Linked DNA regions of Homo sapiens: region 1 is linked to region 2. A link is a loop called in an ENCODE intact Hi-C map of the cell type or tissue named here. Cell type or tissue: B cell. All regions are shown on one strand. Each heading gives the region's core, and the rest is flanking DNA. Links, peaks and the distances in the headings are about the cores only.

Region 1 (16,065 bases), core at 3,560-11,559, 71 kb after region 2:
ATAATGCCTCTCCATGTTTCAAAAGTCACCTGCAAAACAGCCCCAGGAAAGCAATCAAGGACTAAATAATCAGTGGCCATGGTGAGCACCACAAATGCAAAGGGAGTGGAAACACACACTCTCTTTTGATTCAGCTTAAATTTCAGCCTGAACTTAAGTAGCATCATTGCTGACACAACACATTAATAACAAAAGGAGAGCTTCCTGTTCTTCTTTTTACAAAGCTTTGTAACCTTGGTTTCTGGGTCTCCTTGTTTTGGAAAAAGAAAAACAAAATCACTTCCTGATGACTTTTCTGCTGAAGAGAAATCTGACTAAAAAATAATTAAGAAAATAAACACACTTTACATAAAGATATGTGATACTTTTTTATTGTTTTTACTTCATCTTAAAATCTGACCACACATTATTGTTTTTCTCTCTGTAAGTATGCACAAGAAAAAAAACTAAAACACACCGCTTTCTGGGTGCTGCTAATAGGTGTTCAGTATCACAAAGATCGAACAAACCACATAATTGTGACAATTACTATGGCAACTAACAAAATTTTCAAATCAAAATACCCACTCTCAACGCCGCCCACACAGAGCTTTTAGAGCTAGCATCCACTTCCACTTCAATGTACAGTGTGCAAATTTGGAAGGCCCTGCCATCTTGTAACCACAGTGAAGAAAACTGCCTACGTTAACTCTGCTACTTTATTTTCAGTTGACTGTTTCGTATGTCAGACAGCATCTCTTGCAGCACTCCATTCAAAAATGGAGACCAAAGAGTCGGCTGCCCAGTCTGTAGAAAACTGCACATAGAGCCTGAAGCAGACATGGTACTAAATTAGCAATACCATCCATATGTTTTCTCCTCTGGGCATTCAGAGTCACGAAAATAAGTTCTCCAAAAATAACTCTTCTATCACATAGTGTATCTTCTTTCCTCTCATGAATCAGATCGTCATTTTAGTCTGTCTGATTTAATTTTCTAAAACCAACTCCCTCATATCTGAGAGAGCCTTTCCTCAAATAAATGCCACACAGGAAAGCTGATATGTAATAAAATTGTAAATGGATCTGTTTAAATTTGGTTGGAATGTTCTGTTTTGTTTTGAGAGACAACAGAACTTTAGGAATCTTTCAGCTCACCGTCATGTGCTGATGAGGAAAGCCTCAGGATAGAGACCAAGGCCTCTTGGAAAAAGCTGAAAAGATAGGGAAAGCGTAAAGAACAATCCATGTCTTGCCAACACAGCCTCCTAATTGGGGAAAAAGAAGTCACTGGACAGAATCCTGCTCTGCTCAGCAAACATCACTGTGTCACTTTCTCTTCCTGCTTCTGCTTCGGCAGAAACAGGAACTCTTAAGGCAAGAAAGCCAGAGGAAGTGACCTGCATTTTCTTGGCGGGACAGACACACAAGCAAATTGAGGTTTCCTCTGCTAGGGCACATGAAGTTAGGTGAATCCACTGTTGAGTTGGAAATTGTCCTAACTGGCAGCAAAGACATCATTGTAATAATAACAATTAACAACCCGACACTCACTGGTGCTTACAATGTACCAGCCATTGTTAAAAGTGCTTTACAGAGACAAATTCATTTAATCCTTATGTTCAGTGTAGCCCTGTCATCCCATTTTACAGATAAGAAAACTAAGGCACAGAGTGTTAAGCAACCAGCGAGGTATAGAGTGGAGCCAGTATTTAAATTCAAACAGCCTGTTACAGACTATTAAACCTGAGAAGTTTTTAGGTGTCTGGAAAAGTGTACAATGTTTTATCTTGAAATTTGTTGGCTTTCAAAATCTGTACACACACACACACACACACACACACACCCCAAAAAATTGCAATGTGATGTTTGATGTGACCAGTGTTTAATGAGAAAATATTTCTATATTTGCAGAAAACGTAACTTGTGTATGCCTCAGACTAGGACATAAGAACTACCCACCCCCTACACCCCAACCAGCCTATGGCAGAACAACTGTGTGGCTAGAGCTGCATTTTAAAAAGTGAGTAAACCTAAAGTTGTTGAGAAAGGAACATGCAGTAAACAATGGCAAAATACAATCAACTCGATTATTTGTGATTTATAACTGGGAGCACAGGTCATTCAAACAGCTACTTGAGTCAATAATTCCAACTTTCTGCCCATGAAAACTTTTTGTATTCATTTTCTTTTACTGCTGGAACAGATTGCTACAAACTTTGTAGCATAAAATAACACAAATTGAGTATCCTATAGTTCACTAGGTCAGCAATCTAGCATGGGTCTCATCAAGAGGCTGTAGGCTGCATTTCTTCCTGAAGATTCTAGGGGAGAATTCATTTCCTGCTCATTTGGGTTATTTGCAGCTTACTTCTTTGTAGAGGTAGGCCTGAAGTCCCTGTCTTCTTGCTTCCTGTAAACTGAGGCTCATTCCCAGCTTCTAGAGGCTGCTACCACTTTGCTTGGCAAGTAGACTTCTTGCTCCATCTTCAAATCCAGCAATGTCAGGTTGATTCCCTCAAATCTCTCCACCTTCTTCTTCCGTCTCATCTCTCTGACCCAACTGAGAAATGCTCTTTCCTTTTAAGAGATCATGTGATTACATTGGTCCCACACCATTAATCCAAGATACTCTCCTGATCTTCAAGTATACTCCTTTAATCACTGTACATCTGCAAAGTTCCTTTGCCATGTAAGGTGACATGTTCACAGTCCTACACAGTTGCACATACTCATGTCTCCAGAGATTAGGACATGCATATCTTTGGGGTATCATTATTCTGACTCCACACTTGTGAATAAGAAGCCAATTCAAAGATTTTCTTTCTCTTTTTCTCTTTAGCAGCTTTATGGAGGTATAATTGATTTAAAGTTGATCCTTGAATAATACTGGTTTGAACTGTAAGGATCAACTTATATGTGAATTTCTTCCTCCTCTGCCACCCCTGAGATTGCAAGACCAGCCCCTCCTCTTTCTCCTCCTCTTCAGCCTACCCAATGTGATGACAAGAATGAAGACCTTGATGATGAGCCACTTCTACTTAAGAGTAAACAGGCCAGATGCAGTGACTCATGCCTGTAATCCCAGCACTTTGCGAGGCCAAGGTGGGCAGATCACCTGAGGTCAGGAGTTCAAGACCAGCCTGGCCTACTTGGTGGAACTCTGACTCAACTAAAAATACAAAAATTAGCCGGGCATGGTGCTAGGCACCTGTAATCTAAAATTACAAAAATACAAAAATTAGCTGGGCATGGTGGTGGGCGCCTGTAATCCTAGCTACGAGGGAGGCTAGGCTTAAACCCAGGAGGCGGAGGTTGCAGTGAGCGAAAATCGCACCACTGCACTCCAGCCTGGGCTACAGAGCGAGACGACTCTGTCTCAAAAAACAACAACAAAAAAAGGAGTAAATATATTTATCTTCCTTATGATTTTCTTAATAACATTTTCTTTTATCTAATTCACTTCAATGTGATAATACAGCATATGATACCTATAACATACAAAATATGTGTTAATAGACTTTACATTATTCGTAAGGCTCCCAGTCAACAGCAGGCTGTTAGTAGTTATGTTTTTGGAGAGTTACAAGTTGTATACAGATTTTTGACTGCACAGTGGGTCAGCACCCCTAACCCTTGAGTTGTTCAAGGGTAAACTGCACATTAAACTATATATCTTTTTTAAATGTATCATTTTAAGAGTTTTGACATATATACAGAGTATACACCCATAAAGCTATCAGCTCAGTCAAAATAATGAATATACATCATCCCTAAAAGTCTCTTCATGCCTCTTGGTAATCTGTCCCTCCCTTCCTCACTCCATCCCCAGGCAACAGCTAATCTGCTTTCTTCATTATAGATGATTATACATTTTCTGGAGTTTCAAATAAATGGAAATATACAATACATACTCTCCTTGTGTTTATTTGTTTGGTCTGGCTTCTTTTGCTCAACATAATTATTTTAAGATTCAGCCATATCATTGCATGAATCAATAATGCTATGCAACCCAGTTATTCTATTTCTAGGATACTACTCTGTTTTTGTTTCTATCCGGAACAATGTGTTAGGAAGAGAAAAGAGACTAAGAACAACTATAGCTTTTCTGACCTTCTACTGCAGCCAAAAGTCCCAGAGACACATACAAACCTCCAGAGAACTTAGACATTTGAAATCCATGACACTCAGACAAGGTCTTATTACATCAGTTGGGTTTTGCTGTGTAAGAAACTACACCCAAAACTGGGTGTCTTAAAATAATAGTCATTGTTCTGTGAATCAATAATTTGGGCTGGACTTTGCTGGGAAGTTCTTCTGCTAGAATTGGCAAGGCTCACCCATGCAGCTGCAGTCAGTGAGTAGATCAGCTAGGGAGTGATTCAACATCTCACTCAATGTTTGGTGGCTGGTACTGTCAGTTGTTGTTGGCTGCCAGCAGAGTGACAGAGGTGACTGGCCACAGGTCTCCAGCAAATTGCTCCAGGTTTATATTTACCTGGTTGCAGTCACAAGGCTCCCAAAAGCAGCAAGAGTGGGCAAGCCCCAATACACAATCATATTTCAAGCTTCTGTTTGTATCACATTTGCTAATGGCCCATTGATCACAATAAAGCCACATCACCAAGCCCAGCTCAAAGGGTGAGGAAATAAACTCCACCTCTTGATGGGAGTAGCTGCAAAGAAATATTGCAAAGGGACAGGCAAACAGGTAGAAGATTTTATAACCATGTCTGCAGTCTGCCACATTTTTCTCTCTTCTTCCTTCATTAACTTCACTTTTTCACTACCCATTCATGCCTCAAGCCACACCTCTGATCCAATTTCTTTACCCGTAACTCAACAGAATCTATTCTATTCTCTCCCAAATTACTAATGACCTCTTTGTTTCTGGCTAAGTCCAGGGGACCTTTTTCTCTCATTGTCTCATTTGGAGTCTCAGTGTCACTTGACGCAATCTTCTCCATTGACTTTGATAGTACTACTCTTTTCCTTCTTTTCCTCTTAGCTGTTTCTTCACAGTCTCCTGCATAGAAAAAGTGGGTAGCAGGGCACCTAGCACAAAATATGCATTTAAAATTGATTTGTTGAATAAATGATTAAGTGAATAAATTAATGAACAAATAAAATGGGATTATGTTCTACCCACTGATTAAATGTTGGAGTTTGTAAAGCTTCAGCTACTACCTATGTGCTAACGACTTCCAATTACAAGTCTCCAGCCCAGGTCTCTTTTCTGCACTCAGGCATATGTATGCAGCCTCTGAATAGACTCTTCTCACTGACACTTCAAACTCAACCTATCTGAATCTGATCTCATTAACCTCACTTCCAGATCTGCTTTTCTTTCAAATTCTTTCACGATCTACACAGTCACCAAAGCCAAACATTTGAGTGTCATTCTAGGCTCCTTCCTATGTGGCACCAAGTCTTACTGCTTTATCATTATGTTTTGTTTCATTTTGAGACAGGGTCTCACACTGTCATCTAGATTGGAGTACAGTGGTATGTACTGCAGCCTCCACCTTGTGGGCTCAAGCAATCCTCCTACCTCAGGCTCCTGAGTAGCTGAGACTACAGGCATGAGCCACCACAACGAGTTAATTTTTTAATTTTTATTTTGGAAGGACGAGATCTCACTATTTTGCTCAGGCTGGTCTCAAACTCCTTCTGCCTTGGCCTCCCAACGTGCTAGGCTTTAATTTTTTTTTTTTAATTTGCTGCCTTCTCTCCAACCACATTGTTTCTACTCCTCTTGTTTAAATCCTTATTATTGCTCACCTAGATGCCTACAACCTCCACCTAACTCAGTGCAAAATCCGAAAAGGCAGGAATCACCAGAGTTGCTTGTTCAAAACATAGATTACCCAACCTGCTCCAAATCATCTGAGTCAGCATCGAGTGCAAAGGGGTCTGGGGATCTGCATATTTTAGAAGCACCCCAGACGAGTCTGGTTATCAGGCAATTTTTGGAAACACTGTCCTTATTTGCCTCCCTGCCTCCAAGAGTTGCCTGCCATCATGCACTCCACTCTCCACACTGTTGCCAGACTGACCTGTTTAAAATGCAAATATAATCTTTTCACTTCTTTGCTTAAAATATTTCCAGAGTTCTTCATGGTGTCTAGGAAAATAACCACATTCCTTACCAAAGCCTTCAAGTCTCTCCGGCCTTATCTTTTGATGCTCCTCAGTCATGGACCCTGCGTTCTATTCTTTACTGTCTTCTAAATGCAGCATGCATGCCGTTTCAAGCTATTGCACCAGCCGTACCTGCCACCCAAGACACTCGCCATCCTCCCCCTGTATTTATTCATCACACACTTATGTAACACTTAAGTGAGACACACTCTTCCAAGTACTTTGGGAATATCAATGCATTTATTCATCCTTACAAACCTGGGATAGGTAAGTGGTAGGTACTATTGTTACCCCCACTCATAGAGAAATTGAGGAATCTGAGGTTGAAGAATTGAGAAATTGAGGTTGAAATTGAAGAACTGAGAAATTGAGGTTGGGAACCTTGCCTGGGGTCATGCATAGTTACTGGAAAAAACAAGACTTGAGCCCAGAGAGCCTGGCTGTAGAATCCACGCATTTAGCAACCATGTTCTAGTGCCTCTCCTTCATCTGGCTAAACCCACTCTTTCTCAAATCTCAGCTCAGCAATTAATACTTCCCAGAAGCCTTCTTTGATTTCCCAGTCTGAATTGGCATTTTGAATGGGCTTATTTTTGTCATGGCACTTACAGTACTGTACAGTAAAAAAAAGAAAGAAAAAAGTTCATTTTCTTCTCTGACAAACTAGACTAAGTTTCTTTTCTTTCTTTCTTTCTTTTTTTTTTTTTTTTCTTTTTTTTGAGACAGAGTTTCATTCTTGTCACCCAGGCTGGCATGCAATGGTGTGATCTCGGCTCACTGCAACCTCTTCCTCCTGGGTTCAAGCAATTCTTCTGCTTCAGCCTCCTGAGTAGCTAGGATTACAGGCACCCACCACCACGCACAGCTAATTTTTGTATTTTTAGTAGAGACGGGGTTTCACCATGTTGGCCAGCCTGGTCTGTCTTGAACTCCTGACCTCAGGTGATCCACCCGCCTCGGCCTCCCAAAGTGCTGGGATTACAGGCGTGAGCCACGGCACCCAGCCTAGACTAAGTCTCTTAACAGAGGAAGAGATATTTGTTGTGTCTCCAAAGCCTAGCCCAATGCCCAGCATGAATAAGTAACTAAGTATGTGTTGAATTTAAAAAAAAAAAAAGAATAAATGCATGAATGAATGAATCTGTACATGAATTTACAAGCAAGCAGCAAGGGACATCAATAACAAACAATCTGAACAGTCTGCCACTGAATCGCCAAGTCACCTGTATACAATTTTATGAGGCGTTTCCATTTTTGGCGTAGGAGATGGCCTATCTAGTATCAAAAATAAACTTTAGGAGTCTTTCTACAAATTTGACAGATTTTCATGGGAATTCAAATTAAATGCATGATTGGACATTTATTTGTTTAATCTACTCAGTAGGTTTCTTTTATTTTCCTGTGTCAAGCATGAAAGTTAAAACTATTTCTAGGCCTTTCATCTTAGCTTGGCTTTCCCCTTAATTTCTTTGCTCCAGAATGTTGAACAAAACAGGTCCCTTTTTGTGGTTGGAAAGTTTGGCTTTACATAGAACCTTTCAACACACAACTGTCAGCACCTGATTATGGGCCATTTTTTAGCCTATGACTTTCACTTCCTTCCTTAAATAGGTCTTTCAGATGAATCATCTTTAGCCACTCTGTGATTATGCAGGGATCAGATACGCAGTATAGAAATGAACAGGATACACTGAAGTCCCTTCTATCTTGTATCATTTTGTGCTCTGATTTGGGGGGGGTTCATTTTTTATGCAATAAAAATGTGATTGACTACTGTGTGCTGGCTTTTGTTCGAGCTGTCAGTTCATTAGCACTTCCAACTAGAGTGGGAAGAAGCAGAGAACTGGATAAAGCTCACGTCCACTAGTTTTGAGCTGTTTAGCATTCCTAGTTCGGAGACAAATTTGGTGGGAAAAGACTTGGATGAGACTTATTTGTCCAACTCTTTTTCTATACCCCATGTAATTATTAAACTGTATGTGTGTATATGTGTGTATAAGCAGTCAACCAGCATAGTTGCAGAGCCCCTTAGCTACTCAAAAATTCATCCCTCAACCCGTAATTTATGAATACTTCATCAAATTCATTCCTACAATACACATGCTGATGGTCATAGCTATTTACTTATTAGATCAATTTTAGAAAATATTATGTTTGGGTAAATAATCTCTTTAATGGTGGTTTATTGTGTCACGTGTATACATGGTCCTGAATATTAATATGAAAGAACCCACTTTTTTTCCTACGAGATAAGAAAAATCAAGGTACCAAAACCTACAATGCTGAAATGTACTAGAATGGATTAAGGAAAGAAGAAATTTGCAATAGGGATTCTTGTCTTTTATCTTCCATATGAATGACATCCTAAATATATATGATGCTGACCTACATTTCTATAGTTGAAGGCTATTTTCTGAGTGAAATCAGCTACAATGAAATGTGCAGTAACAGACATACAAAAAGGAATAGGCAACAGAACTCAAATTGAAGAATTAAATGGGCAAGAGGTGAACAGAATAAAGTGCAGAACCTCATATTTGGTAGGCTTTAAGAAAGATTTTTACCTCTTAAGGACAGAAAAACTACTCCTTTAAGAGTTTTGCCAAGTCTGCAAAACAAGATTCTGGCTTTGTTCAGCTTCTTCCTCTCCTCTATCTTCTGAGAAGAGAAGACATGTTAAAAGAAAGCAATGCTTTGGCATCAGTAATGGAGAATTGTCAGAGAACCAACAGAAAGAAGCAATGCCTGCAAGGTGGTAGGAAGAAGAAAAAGACTTCACAGGAGAGGGTGGGCAGAGGAAAGTAAAAACAGCCCAAGCTGGAGGCAGAGGAAATGGCTCAGGGGAGAAGCTAGGAGTGAGAATAGCTGTGGGGTGTGAAGGCAGCTTGTAGAAAAGAGAAAAGAACATTTTTTTAGGAAAATTTCTGAGAGCTATGTGTCCCTGATATGGTTGGGATGTTTGTCTTCTCCAAATCTCATTTTGAAATGTGATCCCCAATATTGAAGGTGGGGCCTGGTGGGAGGTGTTTGGATCACAGGAGCGGATCTCTCATGAATGGTTTAGCACCATCCCCTTGGTAATGAGTGTGTTCTTGCTCTCAAAGTTCACGCAGGATATGTTTGCTTACAAGAGTGTACCGCCTACCCCCCTCTCTTGCTCCTGCTCTCATCATATGTGTGCTGGCTCCCCTTCCCTTTCACCATGACTGTAAGCTTTCTGAGGTTCTAGCCAGAAGCAGATGCTAGGGCCATGCTTGTACAGCCTGCAGAACCAGGAGCCAACTAAACCTCTTCTTTACAAATTACCCAGCCTCGGGTATTTCTTTACAGCAATGCAAAAATGGACTAATACAATCCCCTTCATGATACGTGAGAAATACATGTAAAGTATTTGAGATATTCTGAAATTATTATTGGTGGCTGAGTTCCTTTGAACGTGACACTGCCTTGGATCAGAACTACATGGCTCATCCCTTTATTAACATTACACATCTTTTGGAAAAGGAGCACAGTGAAGTTATTAGGAAAACCATCTTCATCATATCCTAGTAGGATTTTAGGCCTCTGGAGGACTTGGTAGAAGTCCTTGGAGTCTTTACATTAACTCATTCTATACTCAGAGCACATTCTTCCTCCTCCTTTTCCCGTTTTCATTTACTGTTGTGTCCTTGTTGGTATACAAACAACTTACTAGACTAAGGTTCTTGATGCCAATAACTGTGGTCTTTTTTATCTTTGTATTCCATGTTATATCCAGCAGAACACCAGGCACGTGATTAGATATTCAATTAATTGAACAATCAATTCATTCTAGGATACACATAAAGTTATACTAAATAAAGCAAGTTAAAATGTAATGAGAGGCCCACTTTCAGAGGCTGCGGCAGGCAGATCACTTGAGGTCAGGAGTTCAACACCAGCCTGGCCAATATGGTGAAACCTCATCTCTACTAAAGATACAAAAATTAGCCGGGCATGGTGGCTCATGCCTATAATCCTAGCTACTCAGGAGGCTGAGGCAGGAGAATCACTTGAACTCAGGAGGTGGAGGTTGCAGAGAGCCAAGATACTGCCACTGCACTCCAGCCTGGGTGACAGAGCAAGACTCAAAAACAATTAAAATTAAAATTAAAAAAATTAAAAAAAAATTAAAAATTAAATGAGAGAAAGCCCAGTAGATTTGTTTTTGTTGCTGGCATTCCCATTATTATCATTTCATTATTGATCTGATCAAATATTCTGGTTCAACAATATACTTAGAATCTAAGAACTACAACTTTTCTTGTTTACTTTACCAAAGTGTCTTCACTGTGGCAATATATTTAGAACTCATTGACTATTACTATACTTTCACACTTCAGAAAATATCACTAAGAGACTCTTCTGCTAGTAGCAGTTATATAAGTAGCATTAATAATACATGCATTTTCCAATCTTCTTGTCTAAAAATTAACTACCAAATAGGCCAATTTTAATTCTCTCAATTTTATAAAAATACACATGAGATCATAGCTATAGCTTTCACACTCATTGTTTCATTTGTCTGGAAATCCTTTTTGTCTCATTATCTCTTATCCATCTACATATAATCCTAACATAATGAAACACACCAAGCCATCTCTGAATCCAAAATAGCAGTACGCTGGGTCTGGTATATAACACTAAGATTTAATGGCTTGGTAGGAGCACATATTGAGAATCTGGATGGAAGGCACTGTGTTCTAGTAACTGTAGGGAGTTAAAAAGGAATCAGAGGCCCGGCGTAGTGGCTCACACCTGTAATCCTAGCACTTTGAGAGGCTGAGGTGGGTGGATCACTTGAGGCCAGGAGTTTGAGACCAGCCTGGACAACATAGTGAAACCCTGTTTCTACTAAAAATACAAAAAAAAATTAGCTGGGCATAGTGGTATATGCCTATAATCCCAGCTAGTTGGGAGGCTGAGGCAGGAGAATCACTTGAATCCGGGAGGCAGAGGTTGCAGTGAGCCAAGATCGCACCACTGCACTCCAACCTGGGCGACAGAGCATGACTGTCTCCAAAAAAAAACAACAAAAAAGGAGTAAGAGCATTTTACTCTGACAACAAGGAACTTACATACAATATGCATAAAACGTCACTGTGACACGAAATAACAAACATTAAAGAATGCATGTACACACATATTTCTGTCACACATTCCCAAACTTACATTGTAAATTGTGTGGTTGCTCTCTACACGTGCACACATTACCAGATGAACTTGTTTGTGACCAAGTAGAAGAGTCAAGGCAAGAAGACAAACCTGAAAGAGGTAGCACTTACTGGGCTGTGTGACCTATGACAAGTCCTACGCCCTCAACTGAGCCATTGTTTCTTCTGTGGAAAGGAGTCCATCTTCGTCTCAGGTAGGTTGTAAAGAGTAAATGAGGTAACAGAAACGTGCCTAGCACAGAGCGTTTCATAACCACTCATCCTCTTTCCATGTTGCATTTTACTTTGATTTCTGACTGCCAACCTACACTTTCTTGGCAGTTCTGCTTCTTGGACACCAAGATTTAACAAAACAAAAACATATTTCTGATTACTATATACCAAGCAACTCTATATATTGTTTATAAAAACATGAAACCATACACACAAGTAATAAGAAAGTAGCTTAAATACATAAACACTAATGAGAGCTGTCCATATGTACATATAAATGCCTAGTATTTAAAGATACAAAGGGCAATAAATAGAAAGGAGAGGAGGTTTCTGGGGAGATCACAGAACTAGAAGATGTAACTTGAAAAGGTAGTATAAATAAGGGGTCATTAAGCAAAAATTTCACAATATTTATGTTTTTAATTATGATGTAACACACATTTGAGAAAATTTGGAAAGCATAGAAACACAAAAAAAGAACATGTAATACAAGTCATAAACTTGTACCAGATATAAACTCTGTTAACATTTGGTGTTTTCTTTCTGATATTTTTATTTGTATATATTATCTATTTTTTTACCTACTTAGAATTATACTATATATATGGCTTTGTATTTTGCTTTTCAGTTGTATAGTAAGGATTTTCCATGCTGTTAAACATTTTCTGAAACCATGATGTTTAATGGTTGCCTTTTATCCTTAAGATACACTCTGAATTTAACCACTGATCTATTATGAGTCTTTCATGTCATCCCAAATTTTTTACTTTGAGCAGAATTTTAGATGATGAAAAAAATGTATTTTAGTTAAAAATAACATTTTAACCAACATGATATAAACCTTACATACTAGAAAATGATGAGAAAGAGATGAAAGGGAACAGCTCAGAATAGAAAGCCAGGATGGAATTATGTTATCTTTAATATACTGTCAGATAGGATAACAATGCAACTGTATTTCTAAGTAAGTCAAAACCATCTTAAAGAAGTCAGAGAGAATTTACTTACACCAAGGAATAGATGGGAATTAAACAGTGAAAAAGGCTATGTTCTTCCCAAAACTGATGAATCTGTGACGTGAATTGGCTTTTGCTGTCATACTTGGTCTCTGGAAAGTGGCCTTTGTGATAACAAGATGCCATATTTAATCAACATCAGTTGGCAGGATGACATCTGAGTAATAAAGCAGATATGGAGCCCATCTCATGAGCAGGTTGATCTCAAGCAATCTCCAGCATAGCCTTCAAAGAGTATAAGGAAGGTAGGCAGAAGGGAGAAGGCCTGAAGGGAAGATTCTTCCATTCAAAGCCATATAATCCCATCTAACCAAGCATTTTCTAGTGGCCTCCTTCTCCAGTGGCCCCCCTGAGCACAAGCTTGACACACTGTAGGCTGGCATACACTGTCAGTTCTTGGATTTAGCGTTACAACAGCATAAGGACATGTCAAAGAATAAATTCAAGGTTCTTGATTGTCATCCCTCTACTCCTCTTTTACAAAACACTATCAGTCCTTTCTTATGTCTCATGTCATTCTGATGTCAGACCCTCTTCCTTTGTTATAGCAAACCTTGAGCAGTTAAAGGTTAAAACTACTGTCTGTGTAGTTATGAAATGAAGGATTGTTAACCAGCACCAGGAGAACTCTGGCAGAAAATGAACTAAGGGAGAAGGAACGACATTGTAGGAATATGTTGAACAGAAAGCCTGGAGACAGAGATAAACAAAAGCTAAAAGAAAGAAGAAAATGGGAAGAAAAAGCCAAAGAATCGTAAACCAAGGAGATCAGATCAGGATAAGGCATCAGGGTAGAAAGAAGCCAACACTCAGTCAACACTGGAAGACCAGGGACCATTGCAGAGTTTCAAAGACAAACAGTGCCTTAAAACTGAAGTTAGGACAGCCTCAAATGGGAGGACATTATTTGCTGCTTGTAATAAATCAAAATCCACAGATTGGCATCCTAGACACACAACTAAGAGGTTAAGATGACTGCATTGGGTTTAGTAAATTAGGACCCCATTCAATCCCCCTGAAACCCAGCAATTTGTCTAGCTTTGCGATTAGGGTCCTCTTCTCTTAACTTCCCTACTTTCTATTCTCCAGCCTCGTAGCAAGTCAGACTCCTTTTTGATTGCTAGTTTCAGCTTAAGCTACATTGCTCCACATGATCCTTTGATTTCTGGTTAAAACTACTGTCTGTTGTAGCTACGTCCTTCACCCATGCAAGAGACATCTTGCTCCTTTTTTGTTAGGAAGGAATTATGTGCAGGACTGAGACAAGATCTATATGTCCTCAGCTCATTGTAGATGAAGACAGATGTCCCTTTTCATTCCTTCTTAGGGTTGGAAGCAATGGGATGAGTTTGAGCCGTTCAGGACTCTTCCTCCTATTTCTCTTGGAGTTGACAGAGAGGGAAATACAGGAAACAATATAGAGAAACACATACTCTAACAGACATCCTAAAGCACAGAAACCCTCCAAGAAATGCTCCTTTCCCTGGGCAGGATGTCAGCTTTGCTGAGCTTCACCTCCCTCCATAACCCTTCCTACATACTCGGTACCTGTTTATTCTTTATCTAGTGTTTTATTTATAACAAAAAGCACTTTTGCTCTCTCCTTGTTCTCCAGGCATATATATAGCTAAAGCTTTCCTCTTCATACCATATTTGTATTTTAAAAATTATCATTTTGTGCATTGACAATAGATGTTTACATGTGAACGGCAACCTCAAGGCAATTCCAGTGTATACTTAAGACTCTTAAGGGTAAGTATTCACAATTCAGCATGAATAATAATGTAATTCATATTTATTGAGTCCTTGCTAGATGCCAGATGCTTTACTAAGTGCTTTACAAATATTATATAACTGATTTTTTCCAATATATTCAACATAGCATTGATTCCTTCCAATACAGCACTTATTCCCATTTTACAGAGAAAACTGAGGACCATACAAATAGTACATGATGGAGTCAGGACTCAAATCCAAACCAATGACTCCAACATCCATGCTGTTGCCATCATTCTATATGGTTTTTTGCCCTGGATAATTCTGGCATTCGTTTGACAGGGAGGGTGGCACTTGTCAACATCCTGCAATGAGGACATACAGCCACCGTACAACATGAGAGTTCAGTCACAAAACAATTTAGCTGGTCTAAAATGGTTGTGTGTAAGGCTAGCTAGGCTAAGCCTTTTTAGGTAGGAATAGAAAAGAAAAACTGTAAAATCATCCCTTGACTGCCATTCTGAGAAGTAAAATGGTGTTTTGAGTGGTCATTCAACAGCCTCCAAAGCCCTTGTCAGAGGAATTGAAGGTATTGTTTCCATCAAAGACTCTCTTTCATTTCACTGCCCTTTCTCAAGATGGGACATCCCACTGCTTATTAATAAAATTAAAGCTAAGCAATTTGGCTGGACCTCAGGACTCTGCAAGCTCCTCCCACGGTCTTTTTATTTTAATTATCTTATTGATTGATGATTGATTGAGTGATTTTTAATTGACAAAAATTGTGTAAATTTATGGGGTGTCGCGTGATGTTTTGATATATGCATACATTGTGTAATGATTACATCAAGCTATTCACATATCCATCACCTCACATCCTTACCTTTTTTCTTGCAGTGAGAACATTTAAAATCTGCTCTCTTAGCAATGTTCAAGTACACAGTACATTTTCAACTACAGCCACCATGCTCTACAATATATTTTCAGAATTTATTCCTCCTGCCAAACTGAACCTTTGCTCCCAGTCTTCACAGCCGTCTGCTCTAGTTTTGAGTTCTCACTGCTGCTGGGGTGCCTGCTGTCCCCCACCCGCAGCTTGTCTCCCGCCTGTGCCCTACCTCTGGCTGCAAGGACTCGGACTCGTCACTCCTCTCCCCACGCCTCCCTTATCAGCCATTTACTCAGCGCTCTCTTCACTCACACTCACTTCATCGGCAGACTACTTTGTAACTGTTCTAAAGCCCATTTTAGATTTATGGATCATGTGTGTCCTCAGCCAGAAAGCAAGGACTGTGAGGATGGATTTCAATATTTCATATAATGAGGGCATTAACTTCATGAACAATGAATTCAGGAAACATAGATTGTGCAGTGCCTGGCACAAGTAAGTATCCATATATTACAATTTTCATACTAATATTAACAAGTCTTATTTTTAGTGCTTGTCTTCATAGAACTATGTTCAAGGCACAATGGGCCTTGGATACTTGTTTTAAAGGTATTGGAGTCTCACAACTCTGGTACCATGTGCAAGGTTAAAACAAGAGGCCAGAGAAGGCTCGTTCACTTTAGAGCAGTGATTCTCAATGGGGACAAATGTCCAGAAACTTTTCTGGTTGTCACAATGTAGGAGATGAAAATATTATTGGCATCTAGTGGATAAAGGCTGGGGAAGTTACTATACACCCTAAAATGAGCAACAGAGCACCTCCCCACCAACAACAGATAACGATCCATCCCAAAATGTCAATAGTGACGAGGTTAAGAAACCCTGGTTCAGAAAAAACAAAGCTATTCTAAAGTCAAATT
Region 2 (16,065 bases), core at 4,165-12,164:
CCTTTGGGCAAAAACACATATTTTTTTCTTCCATGAACAAGTACAGGTTTTAGAGAAGGCCAGAAATGACTAGACTTCCTCATCATTATCATACACCTCCCTTCCAGTCACAAAATTCTCAATGTCAGGAAGTAGTCAAACATCTCTCATACCATTCGTAAAGGATGTCAGAAGTGAATGTGTTCCACATGCGTAAAAGCTTGGGCAGCTTTCTTCTCACTCTCCTAAGTCACCCTGCCAGTGAGCCGAGACTCACGATGGGTCAAGATTGGTGGTTTGGCTGCAGGCATCCTATATCCACAGTTTGATCTAATTGACCTAAAGCAAAAGAAGTTTAAACAGTTCAACACACTGGAACTCAGAATCCCCATTTTTGCCTTTTCTCAAATCCTGATGGTTGCCTTGCCTGCTAGGCTGAATTTTAATATGTCCCCACCCCAGAGGCCACAGTCCCTACTCCCCAGGACTGTGAAGATGATGATGTATCATGCTTCTGATTGTGTTACTTAACACGAAAAAAAAAAAAGTGATTTCGAAATACAATTAATGGGTACTAATCAGTTACTTTGAAATAGGGAGATTCTTCAAGTGAAACTATTCTAATCACATGAGCCCTTTTAATCCAACCAGTAGTAGAAGAGGAATCCAGACAGATTCAAAGTGTGAGAAGAATTTGATGCAAAGGAGGTTTGCATTTTCCCATTGCTGAGTAGAGGGAACCACAGGGCAGGACCTGAACACAGACTCAAGGAGCTGAGGGTGGTCCCCAGATAACAACCAGCAAGAAAATAGGAACTGCAGTCATACAAGCACAAGACCTGGATGCCACCAACAAGCTGAATAAGCCTGGAAGTACACTCTTCCCCAGAGCTCCCACTAAGAGCCTTAATCAATACTTTTAGGCTTTGTGAGATCCTAGGTAGAGGACTCAGCAGACCCTGCATGGACTTCTGACCTCCAGAACTGTGGGTGTTTTTCAAGCTGCTAAATTTGTAGTAATTTGTTACTCAATAGTAGAAAACATATATCCCTGCACCAGAGACACTATCCTTGTGGCCTGTCCAGTTTCCCAATTCTTCTAAGATGAGGGTCCTTCCTTCCTCTTACCAGATCCTCCTGCCTCTTCACCAAAATTTCCAGCCCAGTAACTGGGTCCCTGCTACCTGCTCAAAAGATTCCCCACGTCTTGAAGGATTAGATTATGGGCCTACCTAGATTCCTGAACTCCCTGGCCTCTGACTTACATACTCTGAGGATAACTGGTCACTGGGCTCCCCTGCCTCCTCCTATTATGTGCCCACATCCAATGCCTATTATCCACACACATTTATGAAAAGAGCATGAACTTTAAAAGCAGCCAGTATTTTTCATCTCAACTCTACCATTTTACTACTTATGTGATATTAGGAAACTAATTAAACCTCCAGGGACTCATTTGTCACATTGTAAAATGGAGACACTGCCATCTAGTTTGTAAGATTTTGTGCAGATTAATCCTACTGTGCAAAAAGTATATAGCAACTTATTGTCATTACTATCACTTTTTGTATCCATCTATACAACTAAATCATGTGTTCTCCCTGTTGAAATGGACATTTCCCCAGAGCATTGAAGCCAGGCCTTGTCCTAAAATTTCTGCTTTGGTAGGTGGCATAGTTCCAAGTCCTCATCACTCCCAGTTGGCATGCCATGCTAACCTCACCATGTCCCAGAACAGGACCATTCATTCATTCATTCGTTCATTCAATAAACAGTTATCAGGGCCCTACCTTCTATATACTTCCTAAGTATTGTAGAAGACACAAGAATGTATTAGTGAGTTAAACAGGTAAAACTTCAGAGTTTACATTCTAGTGTGAGCCTTGCATGATAAAGTCATTGCATAAGATGTGTGAATGTATTGCCACTTTCAAGTTATCTCAGGACCTTGAGAGTCATAATAACAACCATCATTGCCCCAAAAATGTGTGGGAATCTGATCAACATTTTTCTTGCATGAAAAAACAGCAGGCATTGTGTTTCATAGCTGATAGCTAAGATTTAATATTCCTTCTGCCAGAGAAAAGAACAAAGGTAGTAAATTTTATGTGGTAGTGAAATGCTCGTGTTATGCCTCAGTGAGTTAATGAAAAAAAATCACTTCATTTCAGAGATTTGGGTAATGAGTCCATAAAGAGAAAGCAAGGCTGCAGCCAAGGCTGGGAGTACTATAGAAGTATGTGAACAACCTGCTGGTTGGAGATCAGACTAGCTGCTTAAAAGAAAAAAAAAAATCCACTTAACTTCCCATTGGAAGCAAGCCCTGACTCTCTCTGGAGGCCATTTTGTAACCCTAAAGAGCTTATTCCAGAGAATCACTGAATTTATCTCAACGGCAGTTCATCACGGTGGGTGTCAAGCCTGAACAGCAGAACTGCATGAAAAGCCTGTCTGTATTGGACCCATCCAACACCACAGGTTTTATTAAAGAGAGTCCTTCACTGAGGTGTTGGCCGAACATCATCAATGTTACCGTTTACAGTTTGTGTTGCAAAGAAGTAAATAAAAAGTGAGGCTAAAAGGAAAACAGAGTCCTCATTGAGTTGCCTCCTATTTACCAGTAATCACACCAAGTGTTTTTTGGATTGGCAAAACCGAGCTCTTTATTTTTATACTGGTAACATTTTCCAGTAGGCTCTACCAAAAGGTATCTGAGCACCTTGTGTTGTGAAATTCAGAGAAATGGAAAACATTAAAACAAATAAGCCTTGTCTTCCAGTACAGCCTACTGGAAAAGAAATTCTACCTTTCCAAGGGCATCAGCCTAAATGGGGCCTCAGTTCTTAGAATCCTTAATCAGTTGCCTTAGAAACCACGAGAATGTGGTGAGTGCCTCCAGTCTGCAAGGTAATACTGTGATAGGTTTAATCACCTGTTACTGTTCAAGCACACACTTGAGTGAAGGTGAAATTGTTATTCATTATGACTCGATGGGCTGCGTTTTGTAGATCCTTTTGGCGCTGAAATAAAAGTCTATCTCCTGCCTCAGAAGGAATGTTAGGTCCTCTAGTATTAGGAATTCTTGTTGGTCAGCCTTTGGTGATTTATCTCAGCTGGAAAGCACTCTTGAAAAAAAAAGTGGAATTCAATCCTGTTCAACAGATTATTTATTTAATTCCTACTATGTGTAAGGCACATGGTGAAAAACAGTAGCAAATTATATTCATTCTCATTTCTGAAGAACGCCAGGAATTTACAAAATAAATATGATACACCATGATGTAAATATTAAAATGGTGAGAGAAAAATGTTCTTCTTATCATTTATTTAATCTTACCAGACAAATACAGACTTTGGATTTACAGGTAAATTAAAAAATTATTACTTTTTAATATTATTTGAGACCTCCAAAACATTACCCAAATACATAAAATTGAAAGTAAAGATTACAGTGTGGGTTCTAAAATTAGTCCCAATTTCTGCTATGGAAATTAGATTTAACTCTTAAGTAACATAGCTAAATGGAAGTTCTGGTAGTTTCCTAAATTCTCTTGTGTGTGTGTGACTCTAGGTCTATTCCAACCCTATAATGGTATCTTCTCCAATCAGGGAATTTAATTCCAAACTCTTAGAAGTTTTTGTTTCTTTGCTATTGTTGTTTTTCTTTTTTTCTCATGTTCTTGCTCAAAGATGACTCTTTATATATTGTTTTTTTTTCTTTCTTCTCCCTGTCTTTTCCTTCTGCCCCTTTTCACCTCTCATCTAGATAACAAATGTTAAACGTATAGTTTCACATTTTTCCATACTCATAGACACATGCAGGGGTAAAGGGATCATTGTCATTATTTGTTTTACCAAAATGACATTATATGCAAGAATTACATCTTGCTTTTTTTCACTTAACAATACAGAATATCCATTCAACTTAGATGATACAGGTCTAACTTATTCTTTTTAGTAGACTTATAATGCTCTATGTTACAAATATAGCACAGTTTATTCACCCATTCTTCTATTAATGGTTATTCACCTTTTCAGTGTTGTGCTGCTAGAAACAGAGATGAAATAAACATCCTTTATATTATTTGCACTTTTATTTCTATAGTCCAGAATCATAGGAATAGAACTGCTGAGTCAAATGATGTGTATATTTTTAAAAAAATAAATCGCCAGGTTGTTTTTCAAAAAGTACATTCTTCGAACCATGCATGTGAATATTCTCTTTCACAAATATCCACCTATAGTTGGTATAAATCTTCCTTTAAAATTTTTCAAACTGATGTGTAAAAAGAATGATTTCATTTTCCCTTTCATCTGTATTTTCCTAACTAGTAAAAAATTTGAACAGCTTTTTACTTGTTTATTGTTCATCTGGGCTTACTTCCCTATGAATTAACTATTCAAATTTTTCATTCCTTTTTCTGTAGTATGCTTGTCTTATTGTTATCAATTTGCAAGCTCTCATTGTATATTATAGGTAATAGCACTTTGTCATTTGTGTTGCAAATGTTTTCTCAACTGTTGATTTTTACATATAGCCCCCTGAATTTTCTTATTCTATTTTTTATAAGTAGTGATTTAATCTATCCAGAATTGACAAGGCCAAAGGTAAGGGCCTAATTTTATTTTATTTTTTTCAGGTAGAAAGCCAGTTTTTACCAGCACCATATATGAACAAACAATCTTTTCCCATTGAATTTTAAAATACGATGTCTTTTTTTCTGCTCCTAATCAGTTTGTCAATTTCCATGCCAATTGCCTCCCCATTTGGTTTATGGTAATTTTACAGAATGGTTTATTGTCTATTATGCTTAATCTCTCCTCACTATTCTTGCTTTTTAAATTTTATTGGTAATACTGAATATTTATTCTTCAATATGATTTTTTAAATAATCTTGTCAAATTTTCCCCCTAAGTACACTCCAGCATTGTGTTGAATTTGTATATTAATTTTGAGAGCGTGGATGTTTTTACAATTTTAACTGTTCTCATCTAAAATATGGCATCTTGATCTATTTGGTTAGGGAGTTCTATATATTTACATGAAAATGTATGAGTTTTTTTCATGTAGGTCCTATATATTTCTTGATGAATTTAATCCTAACTATTAAATAGCTTTTTTTTTAGCAAGTAAGTGGTTATTGCCACCCCCCCAACAGACACACACAAAACTATTGCTTTTTAAATATCTATCTTATATCATCAATTCTGAAACACACATTTTTAACATCTTTGAAAATGGGACATATTCTATAATAATGACCTCTTAATTCTGACACTGTTTTTTCCTTCTTGGTGGTTCATAAAGTAACAGATATCTTAAAATATATAATATCTTAGGTTCTTTGAAATATTATATACCCAGTCAACTTACCAAATTTTCTTCTTCTAATTCATAATAGTGGAATTTTTTTTAGGTTTTCTAAGTACAGAAGTATATTATCTGCAATACGATGTCATTTTATCTCTTTTCCAAATTTATACCAATTATTTTACTTTCTTATTGAAGGTAAATATTGCTTTCTTCTTTTTATATTAGTGAATAGTTAGCACAAACAATTTTAATTGTTTGCTGTTGGTTTTTGGTAGGTTTTAATCATAGATAAGGCATTTTTTCCTTTTTCCTATTTTACATAGTTTTTATTAGGAATGCCTGAAAATTTTTAACAAATTCCTTCTAAGAATCTTGTCTTTATTGATAAAACATGATTTTTCTCTTGCAACATATAAAATCATGCTAATAATTTTCTTGATTTTCTACCATTCTTGCATTCCTGGAATTAATCCTACTTAGTGATAGTGTATTATAGTTTCCATTTTTTTGATACAATGCTGAGTTCCATTTCTTTATATTTGAATTTGAATTTTTGCCACTATGTTCACAGGAAGTTGGACTGTAGTGTTTTATCTGCACTACCCTTACTAAGCATTAAGATTATGCTGGCTTTTTATGAGGTTTAAATATTTAGCTTACATGATCTCTAAGGATTTGATCAAACTCAGCCACAAAGACATCGGGTCCTATTAATTTCTTTAATGGTTTATTTTTATTCATTTTTCAGTATTTTATATAGCATTTAGCATACGAAAGTTGTTCTTTTAGATCAATTTTAGTGAATTACATTTAGTATAATATTCATTTTCTCTAAGTTATCAATCGTGTTACAATCGAGTTTCATGAAGATTTTCTCATGTCTTTTACTGTCTTCCACATGTTACTGTCATTTTTCTCTTTTTTCTAATATTTTATTATTTATTTTGCATCTTTTTTGTTTTTCCTTTAACCAGGCTTATGAGAGATTTATCTATTTTATATAGCCTTATCAAATAACCAAGTTCCAGGTTTATTTAGTCTTTCTAGATTTTCCATTTATTTTCTTGTTCATAAGTTTTTGATTTTATCTTTATTAATACATTCTGATTTATATTATGGGTCCTTACATTTCTTTCTTTTTTTTTTTTTTTTTTTGTGAGACAGAGTCTCACTCTGTCGCCTGTCGCCCAAGCTGGAGTACAGTGGCACAATCTTGGTTCACTGCAAGCTCTGCCTCCCAGGTTCAAGTGATTCTCCTGTCTCAGCCTCCAAAGTAGCTGGGATTACAGGCGTGTGCCACCATGCCTGGCTAATTTTTGTATTTTTTTGGTAGAGACGGGGCTTCACCATGTTGGACAGGCTGGTCTCGAACTCCTGACTTCAGGTGATCCACCAGCCTAGGCCTTCCAGAGTGCTGAGATAACAGGCGTGAGCCACCAAGCCCGGCTTCATGGGTCCTTAAATTTCTTAGGATGAGTACAAAAAAACCCTATTTTTAGCCATCTCTTAATAATGGTGCCACTTAAAGCTATAAATTGCATCTAAGTACAATGTTTCCGAACTTTTACTATGTTTCATAAGTTTTGAGTTACATAGCTATTTGAGAACATGGATTGTAAAATCTCCACTTTTGGTTTTAAGTTTTTCTGTGTTTGTTTTTGTTTGGCTATGAACATGATCAATTTTTGTGAATATTCCAGAGATATTTAAAAAATAATATTATCTATTTGAAGGATGAAAAATTCTGTATTTGGCTAGTAGTCAATGTTATTGATTATAACATTTATTTCTTCTGTGTCATTACTTTTGTGTTCTCTATGTGATCTGATTTTGAATATGTATATTGGAATCTCTCTTTTTTTGCTTTATAGTTTTTGCTTTATACATTTAGTAGTATGCTATTTGGTGACTTCAGGTTAAAAGAAGTAACTGAATAAAAATATATTGCCTGGCTTCGGAGAGATCAAGGGCAGGGGTGGGGGTTCTGATCACCTTTTGACTATCATCCAAGGATTATATTAACCTACAGAAAATATTCTACTGAGTACTGCAGAGCAAGTTCAGCAAATATGCCCCCTTCTATCTGAGCAATATAAGTAGACAAGAATTTGACTATCTGTCCAATTGTTTTTGCAACTACCTATGCTGCTGAGGAGGCAGTGTGTTTAATGGTTTAGACTAGGGGATCTTAAGGTAAACTGTATGCTCTTGAGTCAGACTGCAGCTCTTAAAATAACTTTGTTCAGCTCTGTTTTCACACCTGGTAAATAGGAGATGATAATAACACAGCCTACTTTATAGAATTGTTGTGATAATTCGGTGATGGGATTCATGTGAAGCTCAGAGTCACACATGAATCAAACACTCAAAAAATTCTATTAATATTATACTAAGTTCTTGAGGCTCTCCTAGAACCATATACATAAATAGGCTTTGAAAAGAACATGATATTATATATGAATATAAATCAGCAATAGCATTATTAAAGCAGATGAGAGCAATGCAAATGTTCCAGAAATATAATTATAGAGTGTAAAATTATATGAAGTAACATGTAAAACAATGCCAAAAATTAAGTGCAAGTAAAATACAGTTAAGTTCTTCAAGGATAAGGATCGTGTTCCATTCCATTGAAATAGATCCACAGTTTTAAGCACAGAGATAGGTACACTGCAGATTAAATCAAGCTATTTTTTGATTCTCTGTGAAGAGGTACTGTCTCAAATTCTTGGATTAAATTAAATAAAAATTCTAATTTACTATCTCATGTCTCTTTCCTACAAAAGAGACACCTCTAAAACATCTTATAAAAATACTTTTAAAAATATCACTGGAGTAGTATCAGTCAAGGTTCATCATCCAAAACCTCAAAAAATAATAAATCAAAAACCATGAAACCTGACAAACTTTGAAAGACTTTAAAACTCTACCTCCATTTTCTCATACAGAAAATAGGCTTATATTTTTAAAATATTAAGTATCTCATTTTCTTTGGTACTTTGAATCTCTATGAGTCAATAACTTTGTTGCACTATGCAAAGTTGTCTAAGGAGATTAAAAAAACAAAAACCGGGTATTACAATTCCTGCTTTGAGTGAGTTTCCATCTAGCTTCAGATTCACAGCACACACTTAAAAACCTTTCTGAACCAATATATAAAGAGTACAATCTAATATTATGCAAATTGAGTACCTGAGCACTGAGGGGAAGAAAACTGAAGAAGCTAGTAATGTGAGATAAAATTCACCATTGGTCATCTGAACTCTCCAGCACCAGTAGTTCTCCAATGTTAGAATGCTAAAAATCACCAGACTTATTTGTTAAAATGCAGATTTCCAGTTCTAGCTCCAGAGATTCTCATTCAATAGGCCCACGATACCATCCAGGAATCAGGATTTTAATTAAATTCACAATCAGAAGAATGACATAATGTCTCTTTTTCTTCTCCTATAAAAGTGAAACACAAAATAATGCTTGACATGCAAAGATAAGACATGCTCTTACTTCATGGTGACCTGCTTACCAGGAAAGAGGAAGTGAAACAATCTATGAGGACTCTTTTAGCTCTAGGAGGCATATGTTTGTCAAAAGTCAAGCCATGTGAATCACGTAAACAAATTTAAAATGTACTAAAGATCTGTACTATCTGGATTTTCCACCTCTTTTTACCATAGATAAGTCTTTATGTATAGTGGACTATAGTATAATAACATAATATTCCTAATACCATTAAATATTGTCATCATCACAAATAAATTAAAAATCTACTAGCCAACTAGAAAATATTTGCCAACCATATCACATTAAAGGACGATACAGACCAGGCATGGTGGCTCACGCCTGTAATCCCAGCACTTTGGGAGGTTGAGGTGGGTGGATCACCTGAGGTCAGGAGTTCGAGACCAGCCTGGCCAACATGGTGAAACCCTGTCTCTACTTAAAATACAAAAATTAGCCAGGCATGGTGGCAGGCACCTGTAATCCCAACTACTCAGGAGGCTGAGGCAGGAGAATCACTTGAACCCTGGAGGCGGAGGTTGCAGTGAGCCAAGATCAGACCACTGCACTCCAGCCTGGGCAACAGAGTGAGACTCTGAAAAAAAAATTTTATATATATATATAATTAACACATAAAAGCTTTAACCATCTAATAGGAAAAGATGGAAAAAGACTATAAGACAATTTACAGTATAAGACATATAATTGACTCAAGTAAGGAAACTCTTCAACTTCACTAATGTTTAATGAAAAGCAAGTTATGAACACCAAGAATTTCAATTAGCAAAGATTGTTTTCAATGACAATAACTATTAAAAATAGTATTAAGAAAAATGGACTCATTCAGTCCTGTTATTGATTTTTTTTAATTTTCTGAAAAGTAGTTTATAATACATATTAAGAACCTTTAAAAATTCAGATTGTTTCAGTAATTCTTGTTTAGGAGAAAATGCCAAGGTAATAGTAAGAAATGCAGATAAGAATCATTTCTGGAAATGTTCATTATAGCATTATTATAAGAGCAGTAAGTTAAAAACCATCTACATATAAAAATGAGAAGGTGATTGCATGAATTATGGTCTATTCATATTATAGAAATAGTATATAACCATTAAAACTGTTTGTTTTTAAGAAAAATAACATACGAAAATGTTCAATATAAAATGTTAAGTGGAAAAAGAATAATTAAAATTACATATTTGGAAAATATCCCAAATATTTATTTTTTGTATGCTTGTATAACTAGAAAAAATGTGCTGAAATATTGAATGTTGTTTCTGAGTAATGAGATTATGGGTAATTTCCATTTTTCTCCTTGTAATTTTTTTTTCTTTTTTTTTGAAACGGAGTCTCACTCTGTCACCCAGGCTGGAGTGCAGTGGCGTGATCTCGGCTCACTGCAACCTTGCCACCTGGGTTCAAGCAATTCTCCTGCCTCAGCCTACCGAGTAGCTGGGATTACAGGCACCTGCCACTGTGCCCAGCTAATTTTTGTAGTTTTTAGTAGAGATGGGGTTTCACCATGTTGGCCAGGCTGGTCTTGACCTCCTGACCTCGTGATCCACCCACCTCAGCCTCCCAAAGTGCTGGGATTACAGGCCTGAGCCACCGCCCCAGCCTTCTCCTTATAATTTTTTATGCTCCCTAAATATTCTACAATAAGAGCTTATTTTTTAAGCTATCCTTTTGAGAGCTTAAAAAACTTAATACCATAGCATGTCAAAGATTAATAGGATAGAATCAGTTCCCAAAATCAATTAAACACATCATTTCCAACCAAAGGCAATTGAAAAGCAATTTTTAACAGGTATATGTGATCGGAACAGGGGCTAAATCAAGTCAAGGCACGATATCATTAGGAGTAATACAATCGGTTATGAATACTGCCATACACTTTTAATACTTATGTATTTGGGAAAACTTTAAGCAACAATTCTTTAAAGCTAATTTGTTTCTCTTAAGAACTGAGAAAGAATTGATATCTGAGAAAGTTGGAGGCTACCCAAGGAGAGAATTCAATGCCAACAAGGAAATCAAATTACTTGATTCACAAAATTGTTTTTTTATTAAGCTTCTCCTATAGCCCAGATTGTCACTTGAAGGCTGGGAGAGCAACCACCTCCATAGTACTTAAAAGCCTAGTTGAAAGTAAAAAATCTGAAAGAGACTTCAAATCTGCAGGCAAGGAAGATTTGGAAAGACTTCACTGGTTTCTAAACCCAGTTACTACTCAGAAGCACCTACAGAGCTTGTTAACCCTAGATTCCTGACCCCATTCCTAGCGATTCAGAAGGTGGAAGGTAGGTTCGGAAATGTGATTTTAAAGATATATCCCTGGTAATTCTAATGAAGTCCAAGTCCTGAGACCAGCATCTGAGAACTGCTGATATAGAACCAACAAGGAATTTAGGCCCAAAGAAGTAAAGATCAATTACATAATTTAGTTAGTAACAAAGCAAGAAATGCATTTGGATGCCTTGTCTAGAAACCAATGCTTTTTCTACTATATTTTATATTTCTAAACCACTCTCCCAACAGAACAATAATAATATAGGTTAGGTTTAGGTAAAGTACCAGGCAGCCTCAGCACCTGAGTTTCAATCTTACAATGAAAACTGGGAGGACCCACTTAAACTACAAAAGGAGTTTGTGTGGCTCTTACAAAAATCCTCAATTTCAGAACATTTTCTATAGTAGCTTAGATAACTCAAAACCCAGCTTAAAAACTAAGTAGCAGATATAGTGAGACTTTTTGCTAGTTCACACTTTTTCATTTTTTTTGAAGATCACGCACCAAAAATCACTGCATATTTGTTGTGTGATATTACAGCTATAAAATAAACAAATGTTGATTCCTTAGCTCTTTTATCCTTGGATGTTTTCACTAGCTGAGATTTTGAAATGGGGAATTATTAAAAGAAGAAGTCATACAATTATGTCATACGAACTTTCACAACTGCAAGTAAAGGGATATTCTCTTTTTACTAGGCATCTATTATGTGCCAAGTACATTTAGTTAATCTGCATAAACCTTGTTAAGCAATCATTATTGGTCCTCATTTTACAGACCAAGAAATAAAAGGAAGAAAAATCTGAGTAAATATTTTATTCAAGGCCACAAAGCCAGAAAGTGGCAAAGTGGGAATTTGAGTTCAGAACTCACAGTAATCTCAAGCTCTTTCTGTTTCCCCCAAACTCTCCCTTCCCCTTCACAACCAAAAATGTCTTTGTCAATAGAGGATATTTGAATGAAAGAGACAAATGTAAATGTTACTCTATATGCTAAACTTTTTCTATACTTTACCAATAACTGTAATTATTGATTCACTATGTTCTTCCCCAAGAGAAATAAAAAAGTACACCCTGCTTACTCTTTTTAAGTTATTATTATATAACTTATAGGAAGACATTACAGATCTAAAATCATCTCCTTAGTATTTTAGTCCTTGAGTGACAATCTAAATTGTGTACTTGTTTTTTTTAAACGGCCATTGATTGCAGGGTTGAAAAGGCTTTGTTCTATCAGAGTGGTCTAAATTTTTGAAATTTCCCTGTGGGTCACTGTATTCTCTCAAGTGACACAACCTTTGCTACAGAGTTATGCTGAAATTGCAGTGGAAGTTACAACAAGAATTTTACCAGTTGCCAGTTTATTTCTGGATCCAAGAGCTACCTAGGAAATCTTCCTCTTGAAAATTAATCTAGTTTGAAACTGAAGAAGGCCAGTGGCATGGTGGCTGTAACCAAGAGGGTATGAAGTGGGGACAGTGCTAATATGTGTTGTCTTATCAGACTACTGCCTCTTCCCAATTTAAAGCAGCGGCATGTTCTAATTAAAATGTGAGAAGAGTAGAGGAACAATTGTATCATCAAGGAGACAATTTCTAACACATAGGATTATTATTTATAATTATTAGCTTCATTATCCTCATCACCATTCATAAAACATCTGAGTTCTAGAGAAGAGTTCTAAAGCATATTTCTTTGCAAGAGCAAGAGTCACTTCACATTAACACCAGATTCCACAGATTTTGAATTTGTTCCCAATGGTCTATTTTTACTGGAACTAAAGACAATAAGCTGCCTGAGTGTGGTGTGAAATATCTATAGATATGCATCCCCTGGGCCCTCTCAAATTTTTCTCATTACTCTTTACTAGGTCTTTTGAAACAGAAAGAGAGATGCTGTCTTCAGTCATCAGATTAAAAAAAAACAAAAAGAAATAAAAAAGATGATGAGTTTAACTGTCCACTGACATAATATACTACCCCCATCCAGAGGGATTCAGGTCTTGACATAGAAATACAATGAGAATTTACCCCAAATCTAAGTATGTAGAAAATAGAGTGGGGGGATGGGGTGGAATAGGAGGAGAAAATCCAGGAGATGTCACCTATTCTCCCCTCGCACCCTTGACTTTCCCATTCCACTTTCCCAAAGAAGGAATGAGGGAATTCTAAAGAGCCAAAGTTCAATGGAGGATCCATGGAGAAAGAGGTTATCTTTCCTAGCTTGGTATAGTGTTAAATTAACAAAACAGGCTGTCTTTTGGGTAAACTAGCATATATCCTCCAATTTCCATTCAGATGTAATGAAATCTTTAAACATAACTCTAGTGGTCTTAATTTCCCATTTTCAGTTATTTTCTCTCTATATTATATTTCCATTCTTAAGAATGCATCTATTTCCATTGCTTAAGTTCTCATGTCTACCAATCCAAACTTTGTATCTCCAACACTAATTTTTCAGTCAGCCTTGTTCCATATTTCCAGGACATTTCCATCAGAACACCCTGCTTTAATTCTAAGTGTCCAAAAATCAAACTGAGGCACATTCCCACCTGAATAAACTTTTCTTGCTTTAAGTTCAGCTTCATTGTTTTCCATTACATTTTCCAAGTCACTCAAGCTTAAACCTTAGACCTATTTTTGAGTCTTTTCTCTATTCCTCCCCTAATAATCAGTACCATCTTTTCTTGTTATGATCGCTAGTGTTCATTTCTACATTGCCATTCCCTCAAATCTAGAGTTTTATTCTTGTACAGACTTGCAGTTTCCAACACATTTTCAGCCTCTGTCTGTCACAGTTAATTCTCTGACACTAAAGCTAAGTAAGTCTTTACAGAACCTCCAGTAACACACCATTTGCTTAAAAATGTATGCTTTTTCACTGCAGCCTTTCTAATCAAGCCCAAATTACTTAGCCCAGCATTTGAGATGGTCCATTCATTATCTGACCCTACCTTGCCTATCCAACCGGATAGAACCCCATTAGAACATAATTCCTGGACCCATACCTTTTGCTTTAGTCAAAGAATTCCCCCTAATGCCACCTTCTTTCCCCAAAGCACACCAAGTATTCAGAATGTTTGACTTTCCATTATCTAGGTGCTACAGCTTTCTGGACTCAATTTCAATTTCAACTTTGCAGTGAAGCATTTCCTGGTAACTTCAGAACAGAATTCTTATCCACTTTTCTAAATGTCTACAACATAAGTCATGTGAATCTAATTATACACTATCACTTTTTAATAATTTTTTTCTACTGCTTTGTGTTATAAAGTTGCCTCCCGCTGCATTGCAAGTAGTTGGAGGACCTTGATAATGAGAAGTGGTTTTATTTGTTTCTTTAGTAAAAGTCAGATAACAGAACAGTTATAAAACTATACACTATGTTTGGTGTTGAGTCTTAATTATCACTACTTAAAATCTCTTTTTATAATTTTAAGGGTCTTAAATGTGTAACCGCATTTCTAATAGGGAAATTTCAATGGCCCTATCTAAGGCCTGAGGTCATTTAGTTGAAGACAAATTGAAACAGAGTCACAGATTCTCCCTTAAGTATGTCAGTTTTGTTCAGTTCTTTGTGTACTTTCCCTGTGCTGAGTTTCCCACCAGCAGACCCTGAGACAAGGATTTATATGCAGGTGATAGGAAGAAAGTGCTGCAAAGAAACTTGTAGAGAGGAGGGCCAATAGGACAGGGAAGAGGAAATCAAACAAGGGTGCAATTTGAGACAAAGTCCCAGCCTCAGCCAAATCCCAGAAGAGCTCTGGAGGTGAATTCTTCATGCACCAGTCATTGACTACAGACTGATCTAGTGGGACATCAATTCCCAAGTACTTCCATCCCCTGTGCACTGCAAAACTCCTCCAGGAGCCCAAGGACAGACAGACTTACAGCAAACACGTTGAGGCTGGAGGATGAGCCCAGAAACAGCGCATAGACTCAAAGGGCATCTGAGTAGAGTGCAGACAGTGTCTTTATCCGGATCTTCCTGGTTCTGTAACAGAAATAACATAAAGGGCTCCTTTATTTCAAATGCCTGTATGTACATAGAAAAAAATGTTAAAGGATACAAATCTAATTATTAATGGTCGACTGTGAGATTCGTGAAGGGAGACTTTCACAATTGACTTTCCACATTTCTATATTATTAGACTTTTATAGCAAGCATTACTGTCGTAAGAAAAAAACCTGAGCCAAACAGATTTTTCCACCAAAAAATTAATGATGTACTGGTTTATTTATTATGACATGTTTTGTTGTTTGTGTTGCAAATAACTCTAGGAAAGTAACACCATCTGAATAAAAATTGATTATCTAGGCTGTTAAAATGCTCAAGTCCATTCATTAACAAATTGCATTCTCACCAAGCATAAATGATTACCATTGTAAGCCCAGAAAGAAATAAACCTTGTTAAGACTTCCATAAGAAGCGGTATTTAACTGGTTTTGTAGTCTGTGGCCACTAGAATTTTGGCTTTAATTCTAAAATATGGTCCACTAATCATATATAGCCTAATCTATATCAAAAAATATCGCAGCAAAAAATTTAAATTGTCTTTAGAAGTGTAATTTAAAAGTACTTTGGAAATACAGATGAAAGGTAGAGTCACATTTGGTTATAAGGAATGTCTTGACTGCTTTGAACATAATTGGGTAATAGCAATTGGTCAGACCTGTGCATCGAAAAGAGTAATCTGATAGCTACATGTCATATAAATTGGAAGGGCAAAAGAATGGTAGAAGTCAGAATTCTGCCAGAATAAATCAGCTGAAAGGCAATGAAGATGATAACTAATGAGAAAGAATCAAGCACTTGTCCTACCTTTCATATAGAAGCTGTACTACTGATAATGAAATAGTAGATGAGGACAATGATGATTTAAAAACATTAGAGGTCATATGATCGTGATAGTGGAGATAAGAATGAGCAGAAACTACTTAGATAGAGGGGCTGAGGAGAAAGCATAGTCAAAGATGACTGAGATC

The links. Peaks named below come from ENCODE experiments on the same cell type or tissue, not always from the same donor. Only the 100,000 strongest peaks of a DNase experiment are listed, where the experiment ranks them.
Region 1: it touches region 2 in a loop (7-fold over the local background); 7 of 110 quality-filtered maps call a loop at or near these places.

Annotation. Positions count from the first base shown.
Region 1 is chr12:89,848,266-89,864,330 of GRCh38, reverse strand. No RefSeq gene overlaps it. Among named protein-coding and RNA genes, the nearest start is that of LINC02399, 91 kb to the left of the region's middle. RefSeq lists an enhancer at 6,227-6,276. In B cell, for the core only: no CTCF peak of the experiment used is centred there; DNase peaks (open chromatin) are centred at 4,647, 6,410 and 7,680; H3K4me3 peaks cover 1,251 bases.
Region 2 is chr12:89,920,075-89,936,139 of GRCh38, reverse strand. It overlaps LOC105369890 (a long non-coding RNA gene), which reads right to left and starts at 15,998. Exons shown (of 13, transcript XR_001749246.2): 1 at 15,902-15,998; 2 at 14,971-15,073; 3 at 8,486-8,740; 4 at 2,912-3,104; 5 at 153-318. RefSeq lists an enhancer at 15,895-16,065. In B cell, for the core only: no CTCF peak of the experiment used is centred there; DNase peaks (open chromatin) are centred at 7,471 and 8,719; H3K4me3 peaks cover 2,889 bases; H3K27ac peaks cover 4,739 bases.